2 separate regions of the Homo sapiens genome follow, and region 1 is linked to region 2. Evidence: read pairs that join two places in POLR2A ChIA-PET (ENCODE). Cell type or tissue: MCF 10A. All regions are shown on one strand. Each heading gives the region's core, and the rest is flanking DNA. Links, peaks and the distances in the headings are about the cores only. Region 1 overlaps ZNF710 (zinc finger protein 710). Region 2 overlaps ZNF710 (zinc finger protein 710).

Evidence for each region. ChIA-PET counts read pairs that join two places held together with the same protein. Peaks named below come from ENCODE experiments on the same cell type or tissue, not always from the same donor. Only the 100,000 strongest peaks of a DNase experiment are listed, where the experiment ranks them.
Region 1: POLR2A ChIA-PET joins it to region 2 with 15 read pairs; 14 of 35 experiments call an interaction of 5 or more read pairs at or near these places.

The regions. Positions count from the first base shown.
Region 1 is chr15:90,011,401-90,019,728 of GRCh38, reverse strand. The region is part of intron 1 of ZNF710 (zinc finger protein 710); the gene reads right to left. Among named protein-coding and RNA genes, the nearest start is that of MIR3174, 8.8 kb to the right of the region's middle. In MCF 10A, for the core only: no CTCF peak of the experiment used is centred there; a DNase peak (open chromatin) is centred at 3,808.
Region 2 is chr15:90,071,673-90,079,976 of GRCh38, reverse strand. It overlaps ZNF710 (zinc finger protein 710), which reads right to left. Exons shown (of 5, transcript NM_198526.4): 3 at 6,715-6,906; 4 at 5,687-5,861; 5 at 1-317. The coding sequence ends at 148. ZNF710-AS1 (ZNF710 antisense RNA 1) reads left to right here. Exons shown (of 2, transcript NR_146321.1): 2 at 5,064-5,465. Among named protein-coding and RNA genes, the nearest start is that of ZNF710-AS1, 6.4 kb to the left of the region's middle. In MCF 10A, for the core only: no CTCF peak of the experiment used is centred there; DNase peaks (open chromatin) are centred at 4,076 and 4,366.

The DNA.
Region 1 (8,328 bases), core at 30-8,029, 60 kb after region 2:
CCCTCGCACTCCCATTGTAAAGCGACGGGCCAGGATGACAGACTCCCTTTCCTAGGTCAGCTGTGCCCGGAGTCTCTCAGGCCCTTCCTTGCCATTTACTCTCAGCCAACCTGTATGACCCGTGAGAAACATTAGGAAACAGAGGTCTGAAAGACTCACAACCATGTTTAAAAGAATGGGAGTTAGTATTTGGCTAAACAGAATCCAAATATGATACAATGTGTCTGGGGGCAATTTACCCATCTAGACGAACAGCCTTTAGAATGTGTCCTTGGCCCAGTGATTCTCTTCTGGAGATGTATCCCAAGGAAATAACCAAGTCTGTGGGCAAATATACCCAAGGATGTTTACCACAGCATTCTTTACAAGACAGAAACAGAGGAAACAAGCTAAATGTAGGAGATTGGTTAAATAAATGATAGTCCATCTGTTCAAAAGAACTATACAACCCTTTAAAGTGACTTGACGGAGGCTGCTTAACCTGATGGAAATTTTAATCACATGTTGTAAAGTAAAAGCAAAAAAAAAAAAAAAAAAAAAAGAAAGAAAAAGTAATAAGATGGTACAAACAGTATGATCTCATCTTTTGAAATTGAAAAATATTCTGGGGGGGCTATACAATATACTAAAATATTAATAATTATAGGTGGTTTTTATCTTTTTTGCCTACTTATAGTCCCTAAATTTTCTGCAATAATCATCAACCTCTTTGTAGCAAGAAAAAAAAATCAATAAAAGCTATTTTCTAAAAAACAAAAGGAAGAGATACAAGATCCAAGAGACTGTTCATTCCTTGGGCATTCAAATCTAAGATGGATTAAAAAACAAACAAACAAACAAAAAACCACTAGACAGAGACATCTTAAATCCACCTAAGAATATTTAAGAATATTTTCAAGGTGGTTTCCAGGACAGGGAAATTAGAATCCTCCAGAAGGCCCTACTGAGCACAGGAAGACTGAGAGCCACCAGCAGGGAGACACATCCTCCAGCAACGTCCATGAAGACCCAGGGCCCAGCTTTCCTGTGTGGGCCCTTCCAGTCACTGTAGCTGAGTGGGGAGGTGAGGGGCAGGCAGGGGCCAAGGTGCAAAAAGGCAAAGCAGACATGACCTCTGTCCTGGTTTACGGAAAGGGCAATGGCCGTTTCTTTAGACAGTGAATTCAAAGAGGAGGCGAAAAAAGGCCAGTTCTTAATCTGAGATTTGTTAATCTAGGTGGCGACAAGAAATGAATTTTTACAACCACGGTAGGAAAACCCCAGCTGGGCGCGGTGGCTCACGCCTGTAATCTCAGCACTTTGGGAGGCCACGGTAGGCGGATCACCTGAAGTCAGGAGTTCAAGACCAGCCTGCCAACATGGTGAAACCCCGGCTCTACTAAAAATACAAAAAGTAGCTGGGTGTGGTGGCACACGCCTGTGATCCCAGCTATTCAGGAAGCTGAGGCAGGTGAACTGCTTGAATCCGGGAGGCGGAGGTTGCAGTGAGTCGAGATCACGCCACTGTCCTCCAGTCTGGGTGACAGAGCAAGACTCCATTTCAAAAAAAAAAAAAAAAGAAAAAAGAAAAGAAAAGCCCCAAAACAGGGATTTGGAAGAGAAATTCTAACAAGCTCTGTAATTGAAGCAAAAGAACACAGCTGATGTTACACAGAAGTTTTTCTGGGGGAGACAGAACACAAGAAGATGATGGAGCAGAATGCTGGGTAGGACGTCCAGAGCGCTCACAGCACACTGTGAGTGAGAAGCTAGCCTTTGCTAAGAGAGATGCCCTGGAGCCCAAGGAAGGAGATTCCATAGGGCATGGCCTTAATTATTCAAGCACCAGGAAAACCTGAGGAGCAGTGGGGAGGTGTCTCAATGTTGCCGGTCCCTTTATGATCAAAAGCCAAAAGCTTTAAAGTCTATTTCAGATATCAAAATGCATCCATTTGGGAACCGTTTCCTGGGTGCTTCCCATCCATTCTCGAATTCTGCAAACAACTGGGCACTGATGAGTATAAACTTTCCAGGGGAACAGCACCATGCTGTTCAAGACACTCCCACCTTCACCAAGTAACCAAACAAAAGTGGACAGGATGGGTCATTAGGATGCATCCCTTGCAAGATGCCAAGCAGTATAGTGACAGGATGTTGGACATGCCAGCTCAGGCCCACAGATCCCGAAAACTTCCTACCCCCGAGAGCATTCCTCAGCCCAAAAGGACCCTGCTTCTTTCTTAAAGAATGATGACTCCAAGTTAGAAAATAAATATGGCACCACACACAAGGACAGCCGGAGCTGGATGATTTTGTATCTCTTAAAGACATCAAATTCTTCCCCTGGTGAAGCTATAGCCTGTAAATTACAGCCTTGTATTATATATGGCCAACACTTTCAGCTTTGTTCTCCATACAGCATTTCTCATCAGCAAGGAGGAAGCAGTCAATACCCTACTTTGAAAAACAGCACAGGTGGTTCTGGGAAACAAATAATAAAAATGCACCTCTCCCTCCCTTTAATTAAAGACATGCTATCCAATGGCACTTCTGAATAGAAAAATATTTTTAAAAAGTTATTCTCCCAGAATCTTCCAAGTACCAAGTGCCTTTACCCCTAAAAAGTTCCCTGCCATAAAACAAAGTGAATGCACCAGCTTAGGGAGCCAGGAAATGCTCCCTCAGCACCTGGCAGCAGCTGGCACCTACCTGAGGCCAGTTTACAGACAGAAAGAAAAGCTCCCTTGAAATAACGCTAAGGTTCAGACATTCTGATAAAAGCTGGGAACTTCAAAGGCAGGACTGCAGAGCCAATCCGTAATCCTCCTCGAAGTGTCTGATGTGGCTGGCTGGGCTCTGGGCTTGCCTTTACCACCTACTGCCTGAGCTTTTGCCCCGTAGGCACAAGCCAGCTGCAGAGGCAGGAGTGGAAGTTTCTTTACAGTCACTCCCTTTGCAGAGATGGGTCTAGGCTATGGTGTATGGCCATTTGTCCTTGACCAATGAAATGTTGGTTAAAAAAAACAAGAGGCCAGGCACAGTGGCCCACGCCTATAATCCTTGGGAAGCCAAGGTGGAAGAATCACTGAGGCCGTTAGCTTGAGACCAGCACAGACCCCACCTCTACAAAAAATTTAAAAATGAGCCAGGCATGATGGTACATGCCTGTAGTCCCAGCTACTTGGGAGGCCGAGGCAGGAGGATCACTTGAGCCCAGGAGTTTGAGGCTGCAGTGAGCTATGATCGTACCACTGCATTCTAGCGTGGGTGACAGAGTGAGACCTGTCTCAAAAAAATAAAATAAATATAAGAAAGCAAGAAAAGAAAACTGACAGAGATGAGTCCAATGGCTCTGGAGTCAGGACTGAATTCAATGCCAGGTTCCAAGGCTAACTCTCTCCATGAACTTGGGCAAGTCATTTCAGACTTCTGAGCTTCAGTTTCTCGGTCTAAAAATGATAACCTTGCACCAGTTTCTGGAGAGTATTAACTGAAATCGTCTATGTGAAAATGCAGAGCAAAGGTGAAAGACTTCTTCCCCACCTCCGCCTACCCTCCTTTCTTTCTACCCATCCTTTTTTCCTTCTTTAAAAAAAATTATTAGGTAGTATGTGCACAAGGTACAAGATTCAAAATACAGAAAAAGATACACCATGAAAAGTCAGCCCCGACTGTGGGAAACCACTGTTACCAGCCTCCTAGATATCCTTGCGGAGCTACTGCATAAGCAGGCATTCTATCCCTCTCTCTCACTTAAAATGTCTTAGTTGGTACATAGTGTACATTGGTACATAGGGCGTGTCCATTCTTTATTACAACTGCACAGAATTGCATCGTATGGCATTGGGCGCGGTGACTCACGCCTGTAATCCCAACACTTTGGGAGGCTGAAGGGGGGATTGCTTGAGTCCAGGAGTTCGAGACCAGCCTGGGCAATATAGTGAGACCTTGTCTCTACAAAAAATTTAAAAATTAGCTGGGTGGGTTTTCTCAGTATTTACGGGCATGCGCCTGTGTTCCCAGATACTTGGGAAGCTGAGGTGGGAGGATCGCTTAAGCCTGGGAGGTCGAGGCTGCAGCGGGCTGTGACTGCGCCATTGCACTCCAGCCTGGATGACAAGAGCAAGACCCCGTCTCAAAAAAAAAAAAAAAAAGAATTGCATTGTATGGTGGCTGGATAATTTATTTACCAGTTCTCTAGTGACGGACATTCTGGCTGTTTCCTTTCTCTTTTCCTTTTACAAGCAATGATGCAATTAACTATCTTGAAAAATGCATCATTTCACACATGTACAATTTATCTGTTAAGAGAAATTTCCAAAAGAGAAATTGCCCGTGCACTTTTAATTTTAATAACTATTGCCAGAATTTCCTCCATAAAAGTTGTACTGATTTACACCTCTATCAACAACTATGAGAGTATCTGTTCCCCACCAACACATCTCCACAGAAAACTTGTGTTTCTCTTATTGCTAGTGGGCTCTCACATTCTCATATGGTTCAGAACCTTTTCTGTGAACTGTCTGTGTTTTTAGCCTGCTTTAAAAATTTGGTTGATGGGCCAGGCGCAGTGGCTCATGCCTGTAATCCCAGCACTTTGGGAGGCTGAGGCGGGTGGATCACCTGAGGTCAAGAGTTCAAGACCAGCTTGACCAACATGGAGAAACCCCATCTCTACTAAAAGTACAAAATTAGCTGGGGTAGTGGTGCATGCCTGTAATCCCAGCTACTCAGGAGGCTGAGGCAGGAGAATCGCTTGAACCTGGAAGACAGAGGCTGCGGTGAGGCAAGATCGCGCCATTGTACTTCAGCCTGGGCAACAAGAGCAAAACTCCATCTCAAAAAAAAAAAAAAAAAAATTCAGTTGATGGTCTTTTTCTTAATGACTTGTAGGAACTCTTTAGATATTAAGGAAATGGAAATGAGCTCCATGATATATGTTGCAAAAATGCTTTCCCAATTTTGAGAACTGGGAGACTCCTTTGATTTTATGATGGATTCTGCCAAGAAGAAATTCTTTACTTGCATAGGGTCAAATATATTAATTTTTTCTCTTATGACTTCTGGGTTTTAAGTCATTCTTAGAAAGTACTTTCTCCAAGTTCATTTTTAAAAATATTTACCATCTTTAACCCAACTGAAATTTATTTTGTTTTAATGTGTTCGTTTTTTAGATGGCCATCTAGTTAAACCAGGTCATAATTTTTTAAATGCCATCTTTTTTTTTTTTTTTTTTTAAGAGATAGGGTCTCACTATGTTTCCCAGACTGGATTCAAACTCCCGGGTACAACTGATCCTCCCACCTCAGCCTCTAGTGTAGCTGGGATTACAGGAACACACCATCATGCCTGGTTCTGCCATCTTTATTTTATATTAACCCATCTTGAAGTCCCTTCTCCTTCCTCTCTTCCAACTCATGCCCAGTTACCTCAGAATTACACTCTTTCTTACCACAGCCCTCCCATCCCTTCATTCAATTTGTGAGTCAAGAGTTGATCCATGGTACTGTGACTGACAGCCACACAGCTGCATCGGATGTCAGTGTCTTAGAACAAGTAGAGACCTCAGAGCATCCTTTCATTTTACAGCTAAGGATACTGAGATCCAAAGAGGTAAACTGGCTTTGTCCAAGACCGGGGGTGCTTGGGCTTGTGATTTTTTTTTTTTTTATTACTATTCAAAAAGAAGAGAAGTACTGGTTTTGCCATAAATTCTATTTGATCAATAAATATCTATGAAACAACTACTCTGCACAACAGTGAGCCAGGAACTGGGGCTCCAGAAATAAATGATACAGCTCTGGGCTTTCAAAAAGCTCAGAATCCAGTGTGGGGTCCGAACGTGTACACTCACAGACTAATAGGTAATGCAACAGTGGCCTGTGAACGCTGTGAATGTGGAAAGACCAGATAATTTTGCAACATATGGTGTGGGGAAGGCTCAAGAGATACTGAGTTTTTAATTGGACCTGAAATGATTAGGACTTTGACCAAAAATCGAGAGAAGGCATTTGGCAATATAGCGACAATGGGACAAAGGAGAGCGTCTGGTGATATGTATTCAGGAAGGAAGTAATCTTAGTGTTAGCTGTGGGTGGAGTTTTAAAAAAAAGGTTCCTCTGAGAATCTGTGGTCATTGGCAGGCTCTTATGTGGGTTTAGGTTCTGGTTGTCAAAACTGCAAGCTAAGAATTATAGAGAAATGAATCCATCTGTAGGCCCTTCAGGTACCTAGCAGAAGGAAACACACATCCTCCCTGAGAAGGGACTCTCATCCTATACCTCAAAGAATTCTCACAGATAGAATCCTAATAAGCATAAGCTTGCAATCAAAAATCACACAACACCTGGCCAGGCACAGTGGTCACACCTGTAATACCAGTACTTTGGGAGGCCAAGGTGGGCAGATCACTTGAGGTCAGAAGTCCGAGACCAGCCTGGCCAACATGGTGAAACCCCATCTCTACTACAAATACAAAACTTAGCCAGGCATGGTGGTGGACACACCTGTAATCCCAGCTCCTCAGGAGACTGAGCCAGGAGAATCACTTGAACCCGGGGGAGGTGGAGGTTGCAGCAAGCCGAGATTGTGCCACTGCACTCCAGCCTGGGCAACAAGAATGAAACTCCATCTCAAATGAATAACTAAATAAATAAACAAACAAAAAGCAAAAATCACAGAACACCTAAGGAACACACCCTCATGAGTGGAAGTCAGCAGAAGCATCAAACAATACAACTATAATTGCAAATACTTTAGATATTAGATTTATTGGATACAGAATACAAAATAAACGTGTTTAATATGATTAAAGAAATAAAGTGAGGAATTAAAAAACACAAGGAGTAAGAGATTGTTTTTTAAAAGACCGAGCATATTTGAAAAATAATAAAATAGAAACCCAGAAATAAAAAAAAATAATCATTCACATTACAAGCTCAATGGATGAGCATCAAAAATAACAACTGCAATGGAGTAAAACACATTAGATATATTAAATCTATGAGTTAATATTGATATTAAAAATACCTCAGTGAAGGGCTAAACAGGGATTAGAGATAACTAAAGAGAGAATTAGTGACCTAGAAAACAAGAAATTACCCCTTCATTGCTCTGTTCATGGAAAAAAAAATTACCCTGAAAACACCCGGAATAAAAAAAGATTAAAAATGAAAAAGTTGGCCAGGCATGGAGGCTCACGCCTGTAATCCCAGCACTTTGGGAGGCCGAGGCGGGTGGATCACAAGGTCAGGGGATCGAGACTATCCTGGCTAACACGGTGAAACCCCGTCTCTACTAAAAATACAAAAAATCAGCCAGGTGTGGTGGCGGTTGCCTGTAGTCCAGGGGAATGGTGTGAACCCGGGGGGCGGAGCTTGCAGTGAGCCAAGATTGTGCCACTGCACTCCAGCCTGGGAGACAGAGCAAGACTACAAAAAAAAAAAAAAAAAAAAAAAAATGCACACTCAAAACAACCACAGAGAAGAATTTATCTAAGGGAACAATACTTGGGCTACCAACTTCTTTTTCTTTTTTTTTTTCTTTTGAGATGGAGTCTCCCTCTGTTGCCAGGCTGGAATGCAGTAGCGCCATCTCAGCTCACTGCAACCTCTACCTCCCGGGTTCAAGCGATTCTCATGCCTCAGCCTCCCGAGTAGCTGGGACTACAGGCACACGCCACCACACTTAGCTCATTTTTGTATTTTTAGTAGAAACAGGGTTTCACCATGTTGGCCAGGATTGTCGCAATCTCTTGACCTCATGATCCACCTGCCTCAGCCTCCCAAAGTGCTGGGGTTACGGGCGTGAGCCACCACGCCCAGCCCCCAGCTTCTTAATATCAACAATGAAAGCCTGAAGACAGTGGAATGACGCTTGTAAATACTGAGAAAATAATGGTCAGGCTAATGTTTTATACCCAGCAAAACTATCTTTTAAGAGTAAGGATGAAGCCATTATTATATATATTCTAGGCTAAAAAAAAGAAGAAGAAGAAAAAAAAGAATAAGGATGAAATAAGATTTCAGCCAAACGGACACTGAAAGCTTATGACTAAAAGACCTTTGCCACATGATGTTCTGATCCCAGAAAGAAGACCTGAGATGAAAGGGAAAATGTGAGTAAAAGGTAAATATGTGGAAAATAAAAACAAAGGATTAAGTGTATATAACATTATAATTAGAGTCCAATTTGTGGGATTAAAGACAGAAACATAAACCATTGTATGACAATGGAATGTGGGGAGGGACAGTGGTGACTTTATATAAAGCATTCTAAGGTCTTTACATTGTTTGAAAAAAATATATAGACACCAACTGAACATTACACAGTCTGCCTTTCAGGCCAGGC
Region 2 (8,304 bases), core at 1-8,000:
CTAGTGGTGCAAATGACTCGGGGAGGGAGGGCTCAGAACAGTGGGGCAGTAGCTTGTTTCTCGGCTGCAGGAGGTGCAGCCTGCAGCCCATGGGTCTCACCCCCATGCCCTCGCCCCCGGCCCCCGTTAGGGGTGGCCCAGCTTGCGCTATAGCACATTGTAGTAGGCCATCTCTTTCATGGCCTGTTCAGTGAGGACACTGGCCTCGGCGCTGCTGTCCACGCTCGCATAGCTGTAGGCGTTCTCCTCGAAGTCCTCCATCTCCTGCTGGCCGTCGAGCTCTGAAGGGTCAGTGCCTGTCAGCTCCATCATGGGGTCTGTAAGAGAGGGGCACAGTCAGACCTGGCTGCCATCTCTCGGGAGGAGCCAGTCACCCCCACGCAGGAAGCTGATGGCCTTTCTAAAGAGAGGGCTTCCCAGTCACGGCCTCCAGGAGTCTCAGCTGCCTCTCAGCCTTCCCACCCTCGGACGCCTCAGGGTCCTGTGGCTTCTAGCTGGGTGACCAGACCTAGGCCCCAAAGCTGAGTGTGGGGGAGTGGGTGCTATCAGTGAGGGCCTTTGTGGTGGAGAACTGCAGGCCTGGCCTTGAAGCCTTCTTTGGGTCATTCTTCCATTGACCCGTCAAAGTCACTAAGCCCTACTTATCCCTTCTCTGCAATGTTTCTCTGGCCACGGGAAGCTGCCTGCGTGACATCACCTTTGCAGCACTCATTAGCACCTGCTGCATGCCAGCCACTTCGCAGGCCTCGCCTCATCCAGCAATCACAACAGCCCCATTTAGCAGCTCAGAAGGCTGAGGTTTAGAGAGGTGAATCAACTTGCCAAAGGTCACCCAGCACATGCTGTTGTTCTGAGCCACTGTGCTGCTCTGCCTCACACTGCGGGAGGGTGAGGCCTCCTGCCGGCAGCTGTGCTTTTCTGTTGGTTCTAGCCATTGGTATCCTTGGGCCTGGCTCTCCAGGGACAAACACTCAGGGTAGGTTCATAAAGATATGTCAGGCAAAAACTCCTAAGAGGCCCCTTATAATTTTATAAAATTGAAATCTCATTATAAAGCTCTTACAGGGGAAGCCCAGGGTAGGATCTGGGGGAACTGGGAGGCTGGCAGGGGCTGTGGCTGGCCCCCAAAGTGCATTCTGGCCCTGTCCGCTGAGATGTGCGTGTTTTGGGGGAAACAGACCCCAGGCTGGGGGCAGCCCTGACAGGTCTAAGGCAGACTTTCTCAACCTTGGCACTTAGGGCCATAATTCTTTGTTGTGAGGCTGTCCTGTGCATTGTAGGATGTTTGACAGCATCCCTGGCCTCTACCCATGAGATGCCAGTAGCATCACCCCAGTTGTGACAACCATAAATGTCTCCAAACATGGCCAACTGTCACCTGGAAGACAAACTCATGCTCAGTTGAGAACCACTGGTCTAAGAGTAATCCCATCCCTTCCCAATTAGTGGTTCAGGAATAGGCACGTGACCCAATCCTGTTGAATGGGTCATGAGGAAAGGCCTGCTAGTAAGTTCTTAGCACCTTCTCATTGGTGTCAGAGAGCTAAGGGGAGCAGGCTGTCACTCTTCCACTGGATGTGAACAAGGAAGCACACACCCTGACGGCCACTGGCAGCCATCTTGTGACCATGAGGATATTCGCAGCTAATGCTGTGGACAGAGGAAGCCTCACCCTGATGTCACTGTTGGCAAGCTGAATCAGCCAGCTCTGAAGAGGGCCTAGACTTTGAACCATTTCTTTTCTCTTCTTTTTTTTTTTTTTTTTGAGACCGAGTTTCGCTCTTGTTGCCCAGGCTGGAGTGCAATGGTGCAATCTTGGCTCATCACAACCTCCACCTCCTGGGGTCAAGCGATTCTCCTGCCTCAGCCTCCCAAGTAGCTGAGATTACAGGCATGCGCCACCATACCCGGCTAATTTTTTTTGTATTTTTAGTAGAGACGGGGTTTCTCCATGTTGGTCAGGCTGGTCTTGAACTCCCAATCTCAGGTGATCCGCCTGCCTCGGCCTCTCAAAGTGCTGGGATTACAGGCGTGAGCCACTGCGCCTGGCCCCATTTCTTTTCTTTTTTTGACAAGGTCTTGCTCTATTGCCAAGGCTGGGGTGCAGTGGTGCAATCATGGCTCACTGCAGCCTCAAACTCAAAGTGATCCTCCCAACTCAACCTCCCGAGTAGCTGGGACGATAGGTGTGCGCTACCACACCTGGTCTTGAGCCATTTCTTAATGGATTTCCTTATTGTTTAGGCCAGTCTGAATGGGTATCTGTTACTTGTGCCTGTAGCATCTAACCCACTGTGAGTCTTCCGGACTTTATAAAACAAGGTCACTTGACCCATATCTTATAGATTTGGGCTGTTTCTTCCCTCAGTCCTAGTGCCACACCCTCATGTTACACAGCTGGTTTCAAAAACAAGCTAAATAAAGCACCTTGGGGGCCAGGCGCAGTGGCTCATGCCTGTAATCCCAGCACTTTGGGAGGCCAAGGCAGGCAGATCATGAGGTCAGGAGATCAAGACCATCCTGGCTAACACCGTGAAACCCCGTCTCTACTAAAAATACAAAAAAATTAGCCGGGCGTGGTGGCAGGCGCCTGTAGTCCCAGCTACTTGGGAGGCTGAGGCAGGAGAATGGCGTGAACCCAGGAGGTGGAGCTTGCAGTGAGCCGAGATCGCGCCACTGCACTCCAGCCTGGGTGAAAGAGCAAGACTCCGTCTCAAAAAAAAAAAAAAAAAAAAAAGCACCTTGAGAAAATTTCTACTTGTGGATCTCTGTACACCGTCCCCATTTTGTTTATTAAGTCTATGGTCCCGTCCTGTGGGCCCCAGAGAATAGTCTGTAGCATTTTTTATAAGGACATTGATCCACCTCCCCAAATGACAGCCCCATAGTTACTAGATCGTTCTGTCTAGAATGTATGCTGCCTTCCTTCTGCATACGCATCAAGCCTGGGCTTCCCAGACCAAGGCTGTATGAGGGAGGTGGGGACCTGGAGCCCAGTCATTCCAGGGCCAATCGCTTCCTTCTGTCATCTGGTACGGCCAGGAATAGAGGAATTCTAAGCATCCCTGGTGACTGAGCTCATATAGAAAGAGGTTGTGCCTTAACCACCCCGAGGAACAAGGTGTACAGGGACAGTCTTTTTAAAAAATCTTGTTTGGGTGGTGGGATGGGGGTGGGGCGATTTCTGGTAAAAACTGGAAAACCTGCTAAATGAATGCTTTTTTTTTTTTTTTTTTGAGTCAAAGTCTCACTCTGTCACCCAGGCTGGAGTGCAGTGACACAATCTCGGCTCACTGCAACCTCTGCCTCCCAGGTTCAAGTGATTCTCCTGCCTCAGCCTCCCGAGTAGCTGGGATTACACGCATGTGCCAACACGCCCAGCTAATTTTTGTATTTTTAGTAGAGACGGGGTTTCATCATGTTAGCCAGGCTGGTCTCGAACTCCCAACCTCAGGTGATCTGCCCACCTTGGGATTTGCCTCCCAAAGTGTTGGGATTATAGGCGTGAGCCAGTACGCCCAGCCTAACAAATTCTAAAAGAGCTGTAACACTGACAGTCTCTTCATGGTCCCAGTTATTTCCAAAAGGGCACGTTCTGCTCTGGTTCCTTCTGGTGGGTTAGCAACAGGGCAGATCCACTAGAATACAGCTCTCAAAATCTACTGCACATGGACTCACCCAAAGTGCTTTACAAAAATCCTGATCCCAGGCCACATTCCAGATCACTTACATTTGAACCTCAGGTCCAAACTCAGGCATCAGCATTTAAAACATTCCTCAGGTGACTCCCAACATGCAGCTGATTTGCCAGCCAGCCCTCTGCAGTCTGGATCAAAGGTTCTCAACATGAGGTCCCTGAACCAGCGGCTGCTTTGCTAAGAACTGGGAACTTGTGGGAAAGGCAGCGTCTCAGACCCCACCCCAGATCTACTGAATCAGAAACTCTGGGGGTGGGGCCAGCACTTTGTTTCAACAAGCCCTCCAGGAGACTCTGAGGCACTAGTCTGGTCCAGTGGGTCTCAAACTTGACTGCAACAAATGGCCCAGAGATCTTTTTGAAGTGTAGAGTCTGACTCAGCAGGTGTGGGTGGAGCTGAGAGGCCAGCAAGATCCCAGGTGGGGCCGAGGCTGCTCATCCTCCTACCACATTTTGAGTAGCAAGGAGCTACCAAGAGCAGCCGACGGGGTTTCATTCTCGTCTACTGGAAGCAACCTTAATAGACAACTGAAAAACAAAACAAAACAACTGAGATACCTGTTTCTGCCAGAAAACCCAGGCCATTCACTGGTCAGCTGTTCCAAAACCAGAGTTAAGCTACTGCAGCTGTTCCCGCGTGCCTGCCTGCATTCCAGTAAATAATCCCACGTGGCAAGTCAGCTCACCTGGTTACTGCCAAAGCATGTTCCCAGCTGGTGTGACTCAGAGGCACACCAGAATTTCTTTATTATAATTTGGCGATAGGGTCTTGCTTTGCCACGCAGGCTGGAGTGCCGTGGTCCGATCACAGTTCACTACAGCCTTGAACTCCTGGGCTCAAGTGATCTTCCTGCCTTAGACTCCCAAGTAGCTGAGATTATAGGCACACGCCACCACACCCAGCTAATTTAAAAATATTTTTGTAGAGACCAGGTCTCACTATGTTGCCTGGTTTGGTATCAAACTCCTGGCCTTAAGGGATCCTCCTGCCTCGGCCTCCCAAAGTGCCAGGATTATAGGTGTGAGCCATCATGCCCAGCCAGAGCACCAGAAATAGCTCCCAACTGTAGAAGGAGCCTCCCTGTAGCGCTGTTGGCTCCCTCCTTCCTGTGGAGTCTCCACAGCAGTCCCTCCCCACCATGAGGCCAGAGAGGCTAACAGCTTTGCTGTCACCCAACAGAAATGCTTTAAGTACTGACCACTGCTGGAGGGAAAGGCTACCGCTAACACTTGGGATGTTTTCTGACAGCCTCTGAAACTTCTACGAACTGCTGAGGCATAGGATCCTCTCCTAAAATTTCTCCCAGATCTTAACGTCAGGGCTGTCTGGCCCTTTCATGAGTATGTGGGTTATAGTCTCTGGCAGGCACTTGTGAAGAGTGTGACTGATTGACACTTTTTTGCCTTGGTTGCTGGGAAGCTCAGATCTCCCCTCTGCATGTCCCTTGCTTAGGACCTCCCATGGTGTACTTGGAGTTGGGACCTCACCTGGCTCTCCCTTATCTTTCCGGCTGCCATTTTTTCCCCTTTCTAACTTTCTTTCCCATACACTTATTTGAAATATTATCTCACGGTAACGAAATAAAGTGTCTGTCACCTCCTGCTGTGTTGTCATCTTGCATGAGCTATCTAAGTTCTCTGTTCTTCAGTTTCTGCATCTGTAAAACGATGACAATGACAGAGCCAACCTCGCTTTGAGGATCACATGAGTTAATAAAGGCCTGGCACACAGTTAGCACTCAATAAATGTTAGTTATGATTTTTATTATATTGTTTACGTGATCTCATTTAAGTCCTTTGAAGAAGACATAAATATCCCATCGTTATTGTCATCATGGCCTTCCAGGGTACCCCCCTTCCAGACCTGAGCCCACCCCAACGAAGTCTCAGCCTTGGCCAGCCTCCCCACTCCTCTAACTGGGCAGGAGGCTCCTGAGTGCGTCATGTTGGTATCATTCCTGCTCTGTCCATTGCGCTTGGCCCACCCACCTTGGCTGTCCAGGCCGATGTCCATGACGCCATGCTTGACCTTCATGTGCCGGCTCAGGTTGCCCTTGAGATTAAACTTGCTGGAGCAGTAGGGGCACTTGAAGGGCTTGCTGCCGGCGTGCAGGTGCATGTGGCCCAGCAGGTTGTACATGCGGTTGAAGGACTTCCCGCACACCTAGAACACATCAACCCGGTGTCCTGAGCCTGTGGGGAACCTGCTTTCCCCGGACCCCAGCCCACTCCCACCTCTATGGCTGGGCCAGAATCCTATTCTTTTGTTTTTTTTTTTTGTTTTTTTTTTGAGACAGACTCTCACTCTGTTGTCCAGGCTGGAGTGCAGTGGCATGATCTCGGCTCACTGCAACTTCTGCCTCCTGGGTTCAAGAGATTCTCCTGCCTTAGTCTCCCGAGTAGCTGGGACTACAGGCACGTGCCACCACGCCCAGCTAATTTTTTGTATGTTTAGTAGAGAAGGGGTTTCACCACATTGGCTAGGCTGGTCTCGAACTCCTTACCTCAAATGATCCACCCACCTCAGCCTCCCAAAATGCTGGGATTACAGGCATGCACCACCATGCCTGGCCCAGAATCCTGTTCTTTATGGACAGTTCTCTCTTTATGCTTTTCCATGTGACCCCAGACACCCGAGAGACAGGGACACAAGCCATCCATTGGGGGTCACTGCTCCTGTGAGTCTGCCCCACTTTCTCTGAGCTGCACTTATCAGAAACCCAGGGCTTGGATCTCTAGCTGCACTAAGCCCTCAGGCTGGGGTCCTTTCTCTGTGGCTGCACCATGACCTTCACTCCCTCCCCAGCTCTCAGAAAAACCCAACTTCAGCAGCTTTCAGGATGTGAATCCCCGCCTGCCCTCCCAACCCCCAAAGCCCAGGCTAAGTTTCACCCAGCCGGGGCTCCTCTTGCCCGCACTGGCCAGGCTGGCGCTTGGTGGGCCACAGCTGCTGCAGGCATGCTGATTCCAGACCACCCTCGGGGAGGTCCCAGCCCCGGGGCCTGATGACCGGGTACCTTGCATTTGAATGGCTTCACGGGCGAGTGTACAATCATGTGGGTCTTGAGAGTCTGCTTCTGTACAAAGGTCTTGAAGCAGATGTGGCACTGGTAGGGCCGGACGCTGGTGTGGATCAGCATGTGCCGCTTCATGTTCGCCTGTAGGGTGAACTCCCGGCCACACACCTCGCACTTGAACTCCTTCACGCCCTGTGGGGTGGGGGGTGATGGTCAGGGCCACACAATGGGCACAGCCTCTGGCAGTGACCCTTTGTGGGGAGCCGGGTAGGGGCAGGGCCATAGCATCACAAAGGCACACTTTCTGGGAAATGTCTCTTTTTGAGGGTATTCCAAAATAGGTAACACTTGTTTAAAACCACCGAAGAATGTGGGGGCAGAGCCACTTACTCCAGGAAGCCTTTCAGTAATAGAAATAGGCTGTGCTTTACTGTAACGATCCAGATACCTGCTGTCTCCTGCCCCCAGGGTGGATGTGTACATAAGGTCTGTACTAGTGCACTAAGGCAAATGTGTGCTCATTCATTCATTCATTCAACAACCATTTACCGGGCACCTGCTCCAAGCCAGTACCACACTAGGCGGCAGGGGTCTGTCGCCAAGAAGACACAGGGTCTGCCCGCTGTCTGTGGACTATTTCATCAGATCAAGGACACGTGTATGTGTTTTTATCCTCCATGCTGTCTCTTGGTGGCCTTTTTGGTTCAGACCCTTTTGATAATATGATTGAAGCTATGGACACCCCCCCAAAAATGGCACTTAGGTCTATGTAGAATTTCGAAGGGTCTCAAACTCCCAGAGCCTATCCACTCATCTCTTGAAAGTGTTTTCCTAATTTCCCTGGTGATAACAGCCACCTGTAGTTCTCATCCAACATACAGCCTTGCAGGCCGCTCCCTGGAGGGTCTAATTCATGGGGCCTGGGATGGGCCCAGGAATTTTTATTCTCAACAGGGCCCCCAGATGATTCTTATCATTGATGGACTTTGGGCTATTCACCCCCAGGAGACATGGATTCCAGGAGAAAACCCACTGGTTTGGACTGTGAACTTTCTTTTCTACGGTTTGGAGGTCACTCCCAGAGCAGGACAGGGTGTTGTGTGCAAAGGGGTCCAATTTATTATCCATGGAGGAAAATTAGGATAAAAGCTGGGAGCTGGGCTGGGCACGGTGGCTCACACCTGTAATCCCAGCATTTTGGGAGGCTGAGGCAAGAGGATCACCTGAGGCCAGGAACTCAAGACTAGTGTGGACAACATAGCAAGACCCTATCTCTAAAATTTGAAAAAGGCCGGGCACGGTGGCTCATGCCTGTAATCCCAGCACTTTGGGAGGCTAAGGTGGGCAGATCACAAGGTCAGGAGTTCGAGACCAGGCTGGCCAACATGGTGAAACCCTATCTCTACTAAAAATACAATAATTAGCTGAGCGTGGTATGCGCCTGTAATCCCAGCTACTCAGGAGGCTGAGGCAGTAGAATTGCTTAAACCCAGGAGGCGGAGGTTGCAGTGAGCTGAGATCACACCACTGCACTCCAGCTTGGGTGACAGAGTAAGCCTCCGTCTCAAAAAAAAAAAAAAAAAGAGTAAA